2 separate regions of the Homo sapiens genome follow, and region 2 is linked to region 1. A link is a loop called in an ENCODE intact Hi-C map of the cell type or tissue named here. Cell type or tissue: OCI-LY7. All regions are shown on one strand. Each heading gives the region's core, and the rest is flanking DNA. Links, peaks and the distances in the headings are about the cores only. Region 1 has its middle 230 kb from the start of SH3GL2. Region 2 has its middle 31 kb from the start of ADAMTSL1.

Evidence for each region. A loop is a pair of places that touch in the nucleus more often than their neighbours do. Peaks named below come from ENCODE experiments on the same cell type or tissue, not always from the same donor. Only the 100,000 strongest peaks of a DNase experiment are listed, where the experiment ranks them.
Region 2: it touches region 1 in a loop (12-fold over the local background); 5 of 110 quality-filtered maps call a loop at or near these places.

What each region holds. Positions count from the first base shown.
Region 1 is chr9:17,807,431-17,815,775 of GRCh38, reverse strand. No RefSeq gene overlaps it. Among named protein-coding and RNA genes, the nearest start is that of SH3GL2, 230 kb to the right of the region's middle. In OCI-LY7, for the core only: CTCF peaks have their summits at 4,376 and 4,579 (motif pointing left); a DNase peak (open chromatin) is centred at 4,595.
Region 2 is chr9:18,439,246-18,447,590 of GRCh38, reverse strand. It overlaps a transcript of ADAMTSL1 not described here. Among named protein-coding and RNA genes, the nearest start is that of ADAMTSL1, 31 kb to the left of the region's middle. In OCI-LY7, for the core only: CTCF peaks have their summits at 4,573 and 4,784 (motif pointing right); a DNase peak (open chromatin) is centred at 4,780.

The sequences.
Region 1 (8,345 bases), core at 100-8,099:
GCCTGTTCAGAGGACTTCAGTCAGAAGCAGGCATTAACTGTGGTTCCCCCCCGATATTGTGTAAGAGTCTTAATCCAGGTATCAAAGGGTCTGACTGTACACTTATCTATCAATCAATCATCTAACTGCCTACATTTTTTTTCACTCTTTCTCTCATGAAAAGAGCATTCTTTTACACCCCTGAGCTCCCATGGTAGCATTTAGATTAGCCTCTTCCCCCTGCAGATATAGGACCAAGCAGGTGTTTGCAGATGTTCCACCCTTCTGAGTCCAAAGCAGCATCAGAACAAAGCTGAACCCATACAGTTTCTTATATTTGTAGTTTTCTTAATTCAGAGTGTATAGAAATTCCTAGTGACCCTTGAAACTTTTCAGAGTGAAGGGAAAATGTTCCACTTGCTCTTTATTTTTATACCAGAACTCCTAAACCATTAAATTGCACAAGGGAGAAGGGAAAGGTAAGACAAATCTGAGTTCTTTATTTAGCACATATGTGAATAGAACTTTACAACATGTAGAGCAAATTAATTACATTTCATCTTATTATCTAAAACATGTTACATCTACGATTAATGTCAGAAATGAGAAGTGCTCTTGATAGGAGAGGAGGTAATTTGATTTATCCTCTGTGGTGAATTGAGGCATAGCCCATGGTTTATAAAGTGAGGCATCCCCAAACTTCATCTTAGTGAAAAAGGACTTTTTTTTTAAGTCTTCTCAGAATTCTTATGGGAATTCTAACAACCATCAGGAGGTGCTTGAGAACCAGCAAAGGCAAAAACAAAATCTTTGGGTCTTTACTCAGTGGACAATGCATAAGCATGAATTATACCTCTGGTATATTACTAAGCCCTGAAACATTACAGAATGTAAGCAAAACTTGATCCTCAAGTAGTCTCGAGTGGAAGACATAGATTCATATTATTATACATAGAAAAAGCTTAAAGGAGTCCCTGACACATAGAAATCCCTTAATAACAGCTTTAGTTATTAGCTTCTGCACTATAATAGACGCACATGATATTTTGTTTTGTTTTTAGATTCAGAGGGTAAAGGCAGGTTTGTTACATGGGTGTATTGCAAGATGCTGAGGTTTGGGCTTCTAATGATCCTGTTGCTGTTGCCCAAGTAGTAAATGAGGTATCCATTAGGTAGTTCTTCAACCCTTGCCTGCCTCCCTCTTCCTTTTCAGAATACCCAGTGCCTATTGTTCCCATCTCTGTGTCCCTGCATACCGAGTATTTAGCTCCCACTCACAAGTAGGAAAATACAGTATCTATTTCTGTTCTGCCTTAATTTGCTTAGGATAATGGCATGTGAAGTTTTAGAAACTGCTATGACCTCATAGAGAGGAAATGACATGGGGAAGTGGTATAAGATCTTACAGAGGAGGTGCTTTGAGCTGAGCATTGGAGGATCTGTAAGGAGTTTCCTAGGGAAAAAAGAAAGAGCATTCCAAACAGAAGCAACAGCACAGAGAAGAGCAAAGCCTTGAATTCACATTGGTACTAAAGGAATCCTGAGGGTGTATATTGTCCATAGAACAGAGGGTTGAAAGATGGGATGGGAGAAGATGCAAATTTAAAAGGCAATTGGGCCCAGATGATGAAGGACTTTAATGTTCAGGCTTTATTCTGTACACAATAGGGGCAAAATTTTGGAGAAGAACAGTGATGTTATCAAACCTACGATTTCAAAAGATCACAACAGGAGTTTCTAAAAAAGAAGGACTGGGTAAGACAGGTGGCGGGTGCAGGGACTGCAATTAGGAGGCTCTTGTGGAAATAAGGAAGATAGGAGGAGGGGACCCAAAACAGGCAGGGAGCAGCAGAGAAGGTGAGAGACTCAGGAACACTGAAGGACAAGCTTTTCCTTTTTTTTTTCTTTTTTCTTTTGGAGACAGTGTCTCGCTCTGTCACCCAGGCTGGAGTACAGTGGCATGATCTCGGCTCACTGCAACCTCTGCCTCCCAGGTTCAAGCAATTTTCCTGCCTCAGCCTCCCAAGTAGCTGGGACTACAGGTGCATGCCACCACGCCCGGCTAATTTTTTGTATTTTTAGTAGAGACGGGGTTTCACCGTGTTGCCCAGGCTGGTCTTGAACTCCTGAGCTCGGGAAATCTGCCTTCCTCAGCCTCCTAAAGTTCTAGGATTACAGACGTGAGCCACCATGCCTGGCCAGGACAGGCTTTTTCATTATGAATTGCTGCACAAATATTCTTCCCAAAGTATTGGGCATAATTTTTAATGAGGTTCATGTCTATACATTGGGAGTTCTTTTTGATAAAAGAAGTAACTAGATTATTTTTTAATTTTTATTTTTAGATGGAGTCTCGCTCTGTTGCCCAGGCTGGAGTGCAGTGGTGCCATCTCGACTCACTGCAACCTCCGCCTCCCGGATTCAAGCGATTCTCCTGCCTCAGCTTCCCGAATAGCTGGGATGACAGGCACATGCCACCATGCCCAGCTAATTTTTGTATTTTTAGCAGAGACGGGGTTTCACTATGTTGGCCAGGCTGGTCTCGATCTCCTGACCTCATGATCCACCCACCTCAGCTTCCCAAAGTGCTGGGATTACAGGCGTGAGCCACCGCGCCTGGCTATGACTGGATCTTATGCTCTTTTCCTACTGGCTCCATTGCCGGGGGGAGGCGAGCCTGTTTTTTCTTTGCAGGCGCCACTGGGTGCAGCTCACTGAATTACAGGCACAGGACTCAAAAGTATTATAATCAGTCCTGATCAAGGGATTTGGCCAACCTGCACTAATAACAAATGCCACACTGAGGTTTCATTGCACTTTATCAGAAAGGATAGAACATGTTCTTTTCTGTGTTACAGAGATGAACATTAAAAAGGTGGTTTGCTTCAGCTAACAAAATGAAATGCTGCTGTTCCAGATAAAAAAAAAGCAGGCAGCAGGGCATGAGAGAAAACAGAGGACACTGAAGGTATGGGCAGGTCGCTCATGTGTGTGTAATGCCCGCAGATCATCCAGACCTGACTGACAGATAGCTGTCAATCAAGAGCAATGAAGGACATCTCCATTCTGCAGTCCTATTGTCTGAAATCAGAGATCCTCATTGCTAACGACAACATAAACAATAGTTGTTTGTTACTACGTTTGCTGTTAGGGTGCAGAAGAGCTTAAGATGGATGAATGGTTTGGCCTCTGTTTAAATTGCATCCTCAGAAAAAAAGAAAAAGAAAAAAATGGAGACTCTGGATTTGGCAACTCTCTTTCTCTCACACACACTATATAATCCACTGAAAATCTTGGCAACTCTAAGATCTTTCCAATGCAGCCTAATCTGACCACTGTGTGCCACTCCACTACTGCTACTGTGTTCCAACCAGCAGTGCCTCTGGCCTGGCCCCCACACTGGCCTCCCAGCTGGCCAGTCGTTCACTGCTGACCACCCCCTCTCACAGTCAGCAGGGTATTCTTTTAAAGAAGTAAATCAGATCAAGCCACTCCCCTGCTCAAAGTCTTCCCATGGCTTCCCATCACATCGAGAAGAAAATCCCAGTCTTTAAGGGGACCCTCCAGCCCTTCGTCATCCACTCCTACTTCTCCCATCTCGTCTCCCACCATGCCCCTCACACCCCTGGCTCCAGCTCCCGGGGCCTCTCTGGAATCTCTCAAACTTGCCAGGCACTCTCCTGCCTTGGGCCTTTGCTCTTGCTGAATCCTCTGTCTGGAACGTTCTTTCCTCTATGGCACATACCTAAAACAGCACCCTCCCCATCCCTCTAACCCCTTACTGTGTCTTATTTTTTTCCACAGTTTTCCTGTTGTTTTATGATACATTTGTTTATTTGGTTGTTTGTCTCCAGATTTCCTGGCATTTTATTATACATGTGTTTAGTTAACTGTTTGTCTCCTTCCCTGGAAGGTAAGTTCCATGAAGTGAAAGATTTAATCTGCTTCATTTAGCTGTTGCGACCCAGTGCCTAGAATAATGCCATGCAGGTAGCAGCTTCTCAAGTGTTTATCAAATGCATGTAAGATTGAATGAATGAGTGAATGATACACTGTCCTTATTTCCTAAACCAGACCAATTCTCCCTCCAGTCCTGAAATAACACCCACTTTTGCCCACACAACATCCTAGGCCAACCTGGCCTAAGTGATTTCCCACAAAGTGGGGAAATGAAACAGTGTTTGAACAAGTGAAAAAATTCGTACATTTTTAAGACACCAGATGATGCTCTTCGGACCACTTCAGCTATTCTCAAGAACTCAGCAGCTGCAGCCACTCTGCCTAAGGAGGAGAACTTAAAGAGTACATCATTTGAGTAATAAACTTCAGAGGATTCTGAACGTTTGCCATAACTCTGAATGACCTCAGAATACTCCACGGATACATTACATTATACAAAGTATAACTTCAAATAACTAATACATGATTTCAATCTTTTGATGAAAAAAACTCAAATTTCTAAAATAACTATTGCATTATTTCAATCTTTTGATTAAAAAACTAAAAATCAGAACTTCTTTCGGAGAAAATAAAAATAAAAGCCAGCTTAATGCTACAGGAATCAAACTACAGCTAAAGGGCATTCTAGCCAAAGGTCACAGCGCCCTCTACTGGCTATTGATAGCTAACAAACCATGGGGAAAAATTCACGGAGGAAGCCGCTTTATATTCAAATCCATTCACGGGATTATTAAAAAATATTTTAGTCCCTGCAAAGAAAATGAGCTGTGGCTATAAAAGAGGGAAAGATTCAGTCCCTGTTTTCAAGGGGGTTGAAGACTAGTACGAGGAAGAGAAATTTGGAATTACAGTAGAGTAGGACAAATGATGCCATCTAGAACACCAGGTGGGCATTTCGTCCAGCATGCAGGGGTGTGGGGCAGTGCCTGAGCTGAGGACTGAAAAAGGGTAGGAGTGAGCCATGTGAACGGAGGGGTGTGTAGATGGGCAGTGACGTTCCAGGCAATGGGGCCACAGATGGAGAGGCATGGAAGTGAGAAAGAACCTCAGGAATTGAAAGTTGTGACAATTACTTTTGGTTGCCCACTCACCAACCGTCCCCTGACTTCTTTTTCCCTCTGGTCTGCCTTCCTGTTGGTGGCTGAATGTGCCAGGTACTGACTTTCCTGACTGCTTTCATGGCTAGAAATAGCCCTGTGAACAAATTCTGGACAATGAGATATAAGGGAACATTTGCCAGAGGGATGGCTGAGATAGAATTTCTTTGATGATAAAAGAGGAGACACCCATGGAGACGACACATCATGTCAATCTGCCTGTCAAAGTTGTCGTGAAAAGAGGTGATCCTTGTTGCTGTTGCAGCCTTCCGGTGAACATGAATGGCAGCATCACTAACACTGTGAGGCCGGCAGTCCTTGGTGACATTACAGAGCTGCTGAACCACCCACCTCTGGGACCACCTATTTCTGTCCTTGTTGTTATGAAAGAAAAAATAACCCTTATGGCTTAAATCACTCCCAGTTATGTATTCTGTTATTTTTAGCTAAAGCATACTCATTGATATGCTCACATTCTCTGATGTGAGGAACCAGTGCAAGGTTTAAGCAAGGATGTAACACAATGAAATTTGCATTTCCGAAAGATCAGGCTGAAAACAAGCAGAGAATGAATTGAAAGAGAGCAAGACAAGAGGGAAGAAGACCAAGTAGGATATCTATAATGGTATAAGCGAGGATGGGGGAGAAAGGCAGAGATTAGGGTCTGACCTAAGAATAAAACAAAAGGGAGAGATCTAAAAAATAATTAGAAAGTTGAATGGACAGAGTTTGGTCATTCGTGTGAGAACTAGAAGATGAGATGAAGGGAGGAGTCAAGAATGAATCCAAAGTTTGGGGCTTAAATAATGAGGTAGGTAGATGGGTCACTTCTTGATATTCACAATTGAGGAGGAGAATTAGATTTAGGACACAATGGAAATGATGAATTCTGTTTACACACTGAATTTAAAGAAGCTGAATTTCATATATGAAAATCAGAGAATCTGGACTTAAGAGAAAGATTTTCAACATATTAATGTGTACATGGTAATTGAAGTTATGGAAGTCGACCTGGTCACTCTTTGGGGAACATATATACAGAGAAGGAGACAAGAAAAGGGTGTGGAGAGAGGCCCTCACAATGACCAATACCCACAGACAGACAGAAAGGAAAGCTACACAGAGACAAGAGACTATAAAACAGCAGAGGGAGAAAGCAAAGAATGAAGCGTCTCCAATGGCAAAGTAACAAAGTTTCCAGATGGAAACTTCCCACTTCAGTGAAACAGGGTCAGGAAACCACACTTTGGTGCCTTTAACCAGGACAGTTCTGTGGACTGCTGAGTACAGAAGCAGAAGCCAGTTAAGTTGGAGAGATGAAATGGATATGAGCAGTAGATGCTTCGTTCAAGAAGATGGCTATGCAAGGGAGGAGAAAGATTGAGGGACAGTTAGGGAACGCATGGTGAAGGTATCATTTCAAGATGTGGGACATTTGAATGTATTTACATATTGAAGAGGAAAACCAGCAGAGGAAGTGGGTCAGAGAGAGGGGAGACAGGTGATAATTGATGACATAAGATCCCTGAGGTTTCAGGAGGGAGTTGTAGGCACAAGCCTTGCAAACAAATTCAGATCACAGTTCTTTCCAAAGCCACTTAATTCCAACTCTTGGGTGGAAAATTCGATCCCACTCAATACTGGGGTTCTCCTACGAAGGGTCATAGCATACCATCAAAACATCTGGATGAGCACTCCAGTTGTTAACCACAGTGATTACCACAGAGATGCTCACTCTTTCAGTCTACAGGGCCCATCTGCTTTGGAGATACTGGGAGCCCATAGGCCTGGGAGCAACTATCACAGGATTTATCATATACACAACCCAGCATCTCCCAGGGTACTGCCACTGAGTCCACAATACAGGTTAGAATTCCCCTTCCCCCTCCACCTCCAGCCTCCTCCTCATATGCAGAAAATCATTATATTCATACTTATGGTGGCCTATCTGTGTCATTTTTTGGACCCAAATATGCTCCCTCTCCCCCCATAAAAGAAAAGGTAAAAGAAGAAGGTGAGGTGAAGGTCAAAGTTTTGTGTTCCCCCAGAGATAAAATCTTATAACCAAACTCCTTAATAAAAACATCATATGGATATATTTTCTCATGCTTGTACTAGTAAGAGGGACTTTGAAACATGGTATTGTCACCACTTAAGATTTGCATTGAACATGAGCCAGAAAATGATACATCATACTATCTCAGTTTCTGACTATCAGCTGGATTTGGTGGCTCCATATTCATAAGACCCAAATATGCAACTGTAATTTGATGTTCTCACCCAAAAGCCAATCATCTCTGTGTGTCAGATGTTCTTTCTGGAGATGCCACTGCTTATCTTCAGGTGGGAAGAATAAAGTGAATCAATTTTGGAAAGCAAAGTCAGCAAACTTCTTCAGATGTGTGGACAAGGGCCACTCATGTCTTCATGCATTTAAACAAATGCTGGGTACAAGGCAAGCAAAAATTCCCCCAGCTAAAGACCCAGACCATGTAGCAGACCTGCATCATAAAATGCATAAAATGCCATATTTTTAAGAGAAAAGGGGGAGGTGGTGGAGTTAAGTCATTTATAAAGAGGAGTCTTGCTCTTTATACAACTTGAACAGCCTCCAGCAATGTCCAGGGAAGGGGGAGTTTGACTAGTGGAAAGGTGCATTCCAGACCTCCTGGTAGGAATGGCCCCATGGCAGAAAACATTGCATCTGGCTATCAGTGCATGGTGAAACTGAACATTACAATTAACAACTGGCTGTAAGCACACAGACTCAAATTTAGCTTTCTGCAGAGTTCACCTGCACAAAGAACACACAGATTGGATGATACAGCCTTTCAGCCTCTGTGATAGCTTCCCCACCAGCTGGCATCCCACACTGCTTGGGTGAATGTTTAACCTTCGTTAAATAAATAGATCCTTGCTGCTAGCCCTCCTGAGGCCTATTACATAGGGCTGCCCATGTGAGAAACAGCTTGCTCACACAAATCAGTGCCTCAAATTTGAAGCATCTGGCCCAGTGATTCCAATTTTAGGCTTATATTTGAAAGCACAGTTTGATTTCTCTGTTCACTTAGCATATCTCACATGATCGGCAGTTTCATAGGCCCATCAGTAGACCTCAGTGTCAGCTCCTCTGAAGAGGAACAGCCTGTGTGTTTGAGAAGCCCCCAAGGACCTTCCAAAGATAATAGGGGAGGGGGCACGTCATAAAAGTACTTAAACACACCTTGCAATTTTTCTGAAAATCTGTAGGGCCTTTTCATGGAATTAGTACCAGTCATCGCTTACATATTACTTATGTTAATTGTAGCT
Region 2 (8,345 bases), core at 274-8,273, 630 kb before region 1:
TAACAGCCTGATTCCCCCATCCAGGACAATGTCATTGCTTTACTTTCTTTTAGTGGTTCTATTTTTGTCCCTTCCTTTTAAATACTGAACTGAGGTATTTGTGAAGTCTCCCTCCCTCCCTCTTCCCCACAGGTTTGGCTCTCATTTTCCCCATTATTTCAATGAGTAATGACACCAAGGGCATGAAGCCAGTCCTACCGGCACTGAACACTTTCCCCTTTCTACAAAATAAAGCAAGCACCAAACCAAACACGGCACAACATTCAGCTTCAGGGATTGTGACACATTTCCAGGCTCTCTTTGCTCTGTAGTAGAATTCTGGCTGTCATTCGGCATTTGGCTTTTTCTCACGGAGCCCTTGAGCAACCTTTATTTACCATGCACACTGACTTTCATTACTATATAATACAGAAAATATTTGCTTCATTATGAAGCCAGCTGAATATTTATTTTGATTTTGTTACTTGTGGTAAACAGAGTTCAAAACACTCTCTGCTACCACTGTTCCAAACTAGTCAAAAACTATGTAAACAACCCACATAGTGATTGTGTGACCCACATTTTGTGATTGTCTCACCTCCCCTTCCAGCACAAGGAAAGTTTTGTTTAAAAAAAAAAATGTTCATGTTAATTTGAAATTTTAAAGCAAGTTTTATCCCTCAAAACTGTCTTCAGTCCACACTTCTGACTGCCTTTATAGGAAATCACGTTACAATGAACTCCTTTCAAGGTACTTTTGGAACCAAACCTTCTCTTTGGATATGGTCCAAGGTAGGCCTAATTCTGTTCTAAGACAAGCACTATTACCCGAAAGTTCAAGAATACTATTTTTTAGATGACATAGGTAAGAACATGTTGAGAAAAACGTGTTTGCACCCAGATGCATTTTATCTGTATGAAGATCTACGTCAAAGGCTTTGCTGATTCTATTTTGTTCTAGGACCAATATGCCTTGTTTCCCTCAAGTTGCTTTAAAAGATTGATTTGGAATGGACCCATTTGGCCTTTTGTATGGTCCAGTTTCTGCACGTTCACATTACAATAAACATGTCAGCCCAATTGCCTGCACAGGCATCCTTGCTGGTTGACATTTTGTGATACTTTTTATAATCTGGTAGAATTCTAATTGATTTTAAAATCAATAAAACCCATACTTGCTTATTTTTGCATTTTAAAGAAACAAAAACAAATTTAGAGTAGCAGAACATTTTTAGTTCATGCCTTTAAATGCTTTCAGAAAACCAAGTATACCAGCACGAATCTAGACTAATATTTATGTCAACATTTTTTTCCCCCAGGCATATCTTCCTACAGAGAATTTGGGAGTGAGATTTAGTTTTCATCTTAGACTTAAGCCCATATATAGAGTTTCTGGAACGTCAATCCTAAAAGATCACTGTGGAGTTTCTTTTTTCCTTTTCCTGCTCTGTAAGACATTTATACCTCTACCTTTCTGCTAGAGGTAATCGCACAATTGAGCTAATGTAAATGTTGTTCAATACAGGAAGAAATCTTGGGTTCTGGGATGAAATCTGGAATCAAACTCTGGGTCCATCGCTTCCTGGTTATATTGTCTTAAGCAGGTTACTAATCTTCATGAACCACAGTTTATTCTATAAAATAGGGGGATGAATACCTACATGATAGGGTAACTATAAGGATTAAATATAAAAATGTTTACAAATATTTGATACAGTATTGTGCATATAGTCACTACTAGCTCCTTATAATTCTTAGTATATTATTCTGATTATTCTGATAATTGTACTTTTTTCACATGACAAAGATTAAATGTAGGTTTTAAAAAATATTGGATTTTCTAAATACATTCAAGTAAAGGTAAACTAAAAATGTTTTATAAAAATTCAACTGATGATAAAAAAATTTTTCAAGATGTCTCCAGTCAAGTAGGGAATCAAATACTTTCAGCATTTTGTATATGAGTCTTGGTTAGTATTTTCTTTTTTGGTGTACATTTGGTAAACTCTTTGTTTATCACAATATTTTTAAGTCTTCAGTTTACCCATCAATAAAATGGAATGACAAAATTTTGAAACCACAGAATAATATAGATACCAAATATTACTATTAACTACCTGTTTTGTAAATATGGGATATTGAAGAACTCTTAAATATACTGTGATTAAAAGATGTACCACAAGGGTATCATTTTGTATGTAGGAATGTAGGTGAACTCTAAAGATTTTGTCTTATCAAGTTCAAGGTTCAATTTATTTTTGCATTAAACAAACAAAGTCAAAGAGTTCATTATCCATGATCTTAATTTTTCCCCAAGGATAAAACATATATTTGATGCTTAATGGTGGTGACAGATTGTTTAGCTCTCAAATCAAAGGCTGTACTTTTAGCGGTGGCAAAACAGATACTGAAGAGAGAAACTGGTTATCACTGTCAGAACAATCGAGAAGAATTTCAGACTTCTTGAGGAGGAAACATCCCCAGCAAGGTAAGTTAATGTGTACATTTATTGTACTGAAGAATATCACAGTGTTTAAGAACTTGAGCTTTGGAGTTCAACTGACTGGGTTTGAATCCTGAATCTATAACATTCTATTTGACCTTAGGCAAATAAGTTACCTAAACTCTCTGACTTTCAGTTTTCTCACCTGTGAAATGAGGGTAATCGTAGTGCCTAAGAAGGCATGCTAAATACTTAGAAAAGGGCCTGGATCAGATTAAGTGCTCAACAGTGTTAGCTGTTGCTGATATTATTAGTCTCTTGGTAAGATACATAGACATATGTCTTTTAATAAATAGGAGGAAAGACATTAAATATGGCATTTCTGCACTTGAACAAAAGTTTTAAGGATGTTGCCATACCCTCCTGCCTGTGTGCCATCCCTTTGGCCTTAACTCGTACTACTATTATTATCTGCATCTGTTTTCCCTTTACCAATTGTTTAAGGTAAAGCAAAAGACATAAACCTGTTCTCAAGGAGTAGAATATTCTTACAATAGAAACTAATGTGTGCACAGGTGAAATACTGAGGATCTGCTTGAGGCCAATCTTCAAGCCTTATGTTTTTATCCTTATAGGCTAAAATTCAAAATAGTAGAGTCTAGTGAAATGTTACATATACGTAATACCCATTTTTCTCTTTGTTCACATGTAAGTCAACATTGGAGAACCATGAATTTTGGAATCAGAAAGACCTAAATTCAAATCCCATATCCACCATTTAGTAACAAACTTAGGCAAGTTATTTAGTCTCTCTGAGCTCCAATGGCCTCATCCATAAAAGGAATATATTACCCATTAGCTCAAAAGATCAATGTGAGGATTAAATAAGATGGCATTTGCCAAGCACCCAGCACAATGCCTCACCCTTAGTAGTTTCTCAATAATTTTTTCTTTTCTCATTCACTGCAAAAACTAAAAAAATAAAGATTCTAAGAATTCTCTAAAACCATGAAGCCATCGTCACACATGCTAGACATCATGGTAAACCCTGCAAGCATTATTTAGTCTATTTTATCCCCAAGTAAAATAACTTCTGACACATCCTCACAAAAACAATATCATTTCTATAGTAAATGCTAGTAACATAGTTGTTCCTCTTACTTAAATGTGAACATAATCTACATCTATGTCATTAGAACACAAGATCATCTCCATCACAGGTACTTATACTTCACAATTTCACCAATTAATAAAAAAATGGTTTACTACTTTATGGTTTAGGTCCATTTCTGTTGTGGCCTATACAGACAATCTATTCAAATGCATGTTGACAATATTATAGTCTATGTACAGAGAAAGTCCTAGCTTTTCTAAGATCGTTTTAACAGAGCTATAATCCATGTACACTGAATTCATGAGTTGGGCCACAAATATACAGCAGATTTCTCCATATCTTTGGGGAGAAACTAAAAGTCAGTACAGTACACACCTAGGCTGAAAAAGGACTGCAAAGTATCCAAACTTTCATTCACCCTGAACTGATTTATGAAGTCATTTTCTTTCTTATAATCTCCACATATTCATTTTCTTAGAAACACTCCTCCACTCTCTGTCTTCCAACACTGAATGAGTTCTATACCTATAACTCCCATGGCTTACTAAAGAGCAAAAGATAAAACCCTGAGAAGAATACCTCACTAACTTTGCCTTTTAATCTACTGCTGGCTTACTGAGAAGGTTCAGTTTTCTCCTGCAGATAATTCTTTAACATTTATGTAAGCAATGGTATTCATTATACACTGAAGGAGAAAGACAAAAAGTAATGTATCCTCAGCTAGATCATAAAAGGTTGTCAGCTCATCAGTGACTTCCTATGATGTCATCAGCAACAGGAAAGCTAGAACAGTTAAGCTTCTCAAAAACTGAAGATGAAATTACAACTTTAGTATTGACCCAGTTATGTGGCCTAGAGTGTGCAGCAGAGCTCACTTTAATATATGGCTCCTTATCCCTATAAAATACATCAAAGGCCAGATTTTCAAAGCCTTCTATGACTGGCCATTTGGAGAGAGGTATATCCAGGCCCCCAAAGCCTTCATTTTAAGCAGATGTCAGTGGCAATGGCAAAGCTAGAAATTGCAAGCACAGGCTTGTAAAGACAAAGTTTAACACCAGTCCTGACTAGGGAGGGGCTGGCATGGAAGGAGCCGGAACCATCACTCTGTTCTATAAAACCAGGTACTGTGCTGGTTTGTGGCAGGTCGTAGAAGGCTGAGAAGTTTAAATCCTATTTGCTTTTCCTTAGCCCTGCTCTCCCTTGGAGGGCAGCACCGACCAAATGACTTGCAGGCCACTAGGTGGCGCTCCCTTTTACCACCCAGTCTATGCATGACAGCAAAGCCAGCTGTCAGGAGCTCCGTCTTCTTAAAACGTTTAAAGATAAAAGAAAAATCTGTAAGGTTCTTCTCCTTATCATAGCAGCTAAAGGTATGTTACTCAACTAATTGTGAAATCCTGTAGTCAATATCATCTGAGACTATAAAAGCAAATATCTAGCACATTTGAGAGACTCAATAAATATTAAAGAAATATACAACTAAATTGAGGACCCATGATTTTTTTTCCTTCTTTTTGAAGACAGAAAACTATACATCCAACTGAACTGCTTGTTTGCAGAGTCATTTGAAAAGCCAGTGCCTCCCAGCTTTGAATTTTAATAACTCCCTTTGAAAGTCTGCATAGAAGATACGACTTAACCTTTACAAGTCCACATCAATCCTCTTAATAAACACCTGGCAAAATGTTAGAGAATGAAAGTTGTTTTCTTTTTTCTCTCTTTCTCTGAAATTTTCCTCAAACTTTGGAAATCTCACTACAGGAAAATAGAAGATTGGAGTCTGCTATGTAGATAAAAATATACACTTATCACACATCCTAAGTTACTTTGATGTATAACATTCCCTTTAAAGTTTAAACCAAACTCTTTGATACAATGGCTCTTTTAGAATAAAGCTCTCGTTTGTCTTCAGAAGATATTTTGAATTTCATCTATGGAGAGTGTTAAAGGACAGGAAACTTTTAATACACAAGGTAATAACAAAAAGCCACCTGCTCTTCTATAGCCAAAACTTTATTCACAATTGTTAGGTGTGTTAGAATAATAACCATTATCATCCAGCCATCCCAAAGTAGCCATTTAGTGGATTTGGGTTTTCATTTGGCATTAAAAATTATTATTATTACAACATATATTTTGCCTTTTAAATGTCTGCACACTTGTGCAGCACCAAAACTTAGTTAAAAATTGAACTGAGGACCTTTTGTTCCAGGTAATATAGATCAAAACTGTATTCTCTCAACCATTTGGAGAAACTGTATTTCAAAATGTTATCCCTCCCAGGCTGAGAGCATTACATTCTCTGCCTCCTGGGACACACATATTTAAGGTTTTTGTCTTCTTAGCATCTCCTATTATAGAAAAAAAAATGGATTCCTTTTACAAACTCAGCAGGTCTTTGAAGAGGCATCATGCCATTCTTCATCTTCTGACATTACACATGAGGCTTTAGCTTTGTTTGTATTTTCTGTAGTGAATTCTTTTCCTTCCCGTGGCAGTCCAGGGTGAATTTCCCAGATCTTCCTTTCTATCCCCAACAGAAAAAAAGCACTGGATCTGAAATCCTGTCTTATTTTAAAACTGATTAGAAGTGAGACATGTATAGCAGCCTTGTGACTAAGAACTAATATTTACCAGCCCACACAAACCTCTCAGTAGTCTGGATTTCCCCAAAGAGGGCCAGCTATTAGAAGAATGAATGGAGTCAGTATTTTCTTTCCTTTTTAAAAATTGAGATACAATTTCACATTCCATAAAATTCACTTTTTTGTGAGTGAATTAAAGTGTACAATGCAGTGGTTTTGACTGTATAAGATTGTACAACCATCATTACTAATTCCATAACATTCTTATTACCCCCAAAAGAAACCCCATTCCTCTCCCCACTCCCAGCCCCTGATAGCTACTAATCTACTTTTTGTATCTTATGGGTTTGACTGTTTTGAACATTAACTACAAATGGAATAATATTATATGGGCCCTTTTATGTCCGGCTTCTTTCACATAGCATAATGTTTTCAGGGTTCATCTATGTTGTGACATAAATCAGTGCTTCATTCCTTTTTATGGCTAAATAATATTCCAACATTTTCTTCTCTTTTGCCTGTCATAAATTGTTGTTCTTTGTTTGGATGAGCCGCTAATATGGGTCTACAAATGGTGTTAAGAAAAAGATTAACCTATTTGCTAAAATATTAATAGCTCAACCAAATAGATTTTGAAGTTAAGAAATTCCTGGTAGTCTGGTAAGTAAAAATAAAGCTCTTGATTTTCCCCTCTTCCACTTTCATATGTCAGTAATAATTACTGGAAAAAGTAAATGGCCCTTAAATATGACCATCTCTTCAAAATGATGCATCATATTAAAATTGCGGTAATTTTTAGGAAAGCCTACTTATAAAAAAGAAGTATTTGACTTTGAATTAAAGATATATATAATATATATATATTATACATCTGATAAAGTCTAGTGTTTACTAAAATAAAGTGTTGTTTTTATTTACCTAAAAATTTAACCTAAAATACTTTTCATAAAGTAGGACTGTTAGGCCAATTACAGCATCCTAGATGCTGATTGCAGTGTCTTGTGCTTATTGAATGAGCAGGATGGGTCCTTATCTCCCCTGTCATTAAACTTTTACGTTTTAAGATAGAGTCCTATATTTATAGTAGTATTTATAGAAACCTAACACATCTTTTAAACTGTACTAGTGATTTTACAGATTTGTTATTGTTTTTGTGGGTGTTCTGTTCACAAAGTTGCATGGGTACTGAGGGGTCTACCTCGATCTAATTTTCTCATGAGTCTGGTTCTAGTGTGTGTTTCCCAGGATGCAAGGTGTTTTCCAGAAATGCATATTGTACCATAGCAGAACTCCTGTATGTGTAAAAGCATAATCAAGAAGAATAATGCAAGGAAGTCTACCTGAGAATATTACCAAAAACATAATAAATACATTTTAAGAGAATTTTAAGCAGGGTCTGCAGTGGTTAGCTAGCTAGCACCACAGTGAGCATATCTCAGGGTGTTTGAGGAAGATTTAAAATTGAGTACAAATTTAAAATTGAATACACATAGTAAGTTACTGGATGGTGTGAAGTAGTGTACTATAGATTAAAAACTTAGGCTCAGACCACACGAGGAATCAGGAGTCAACCACTTTCTGATTATATGACCTTGGACACACAAATTATCCTTTTGTCATCTATCAAACGGCTGTATGAAGATGAAATGGGATAATAATATAAAGTGCCTAGAAACTTGCCTGACATTCCTCCAATAAGTACTGATAAAGCATTCAAGAGCCAGGCACTACATTAGAGTCTGAGAATACAGCAGTGAACAAAATACAATTTTAAGTCTTCATTTTTTAAAAAAGTTATTATAAGCCAGGAGCAGTGGCTCATGCCTGTAATCCCAGCACTTTGGGAGACCGAGGCAGGCAGATCACGAGGTCAGGAGATCGAGACCATCCTGGCGAACATGGTGAAATCCCGTCTCTACTAAAAATACAAAAATTAGCTGGGTGTGGTGGCGCGCACCTGTAATCCCAGCTACTCGGGAGGCTGAGGCAGGAGAATTGCTTGAACCAGGGAGGTAGAGATTGCAGTGAGATAAGATTGCGCCACTGCATTCCAGCCTGGGCGGCAGAGCCAGACTCCGTCCAAAACAAAACAAAGCTATTATAAAGATGTTTGTCATTTACTGATATCTTCCATATATTCCCCCAAACTGGGTGTCCTCAGTAAGGAATAACAATGAGCAAATTCAGTGTTACAGTGTTATCTGTTCTTTAATGCCTTACT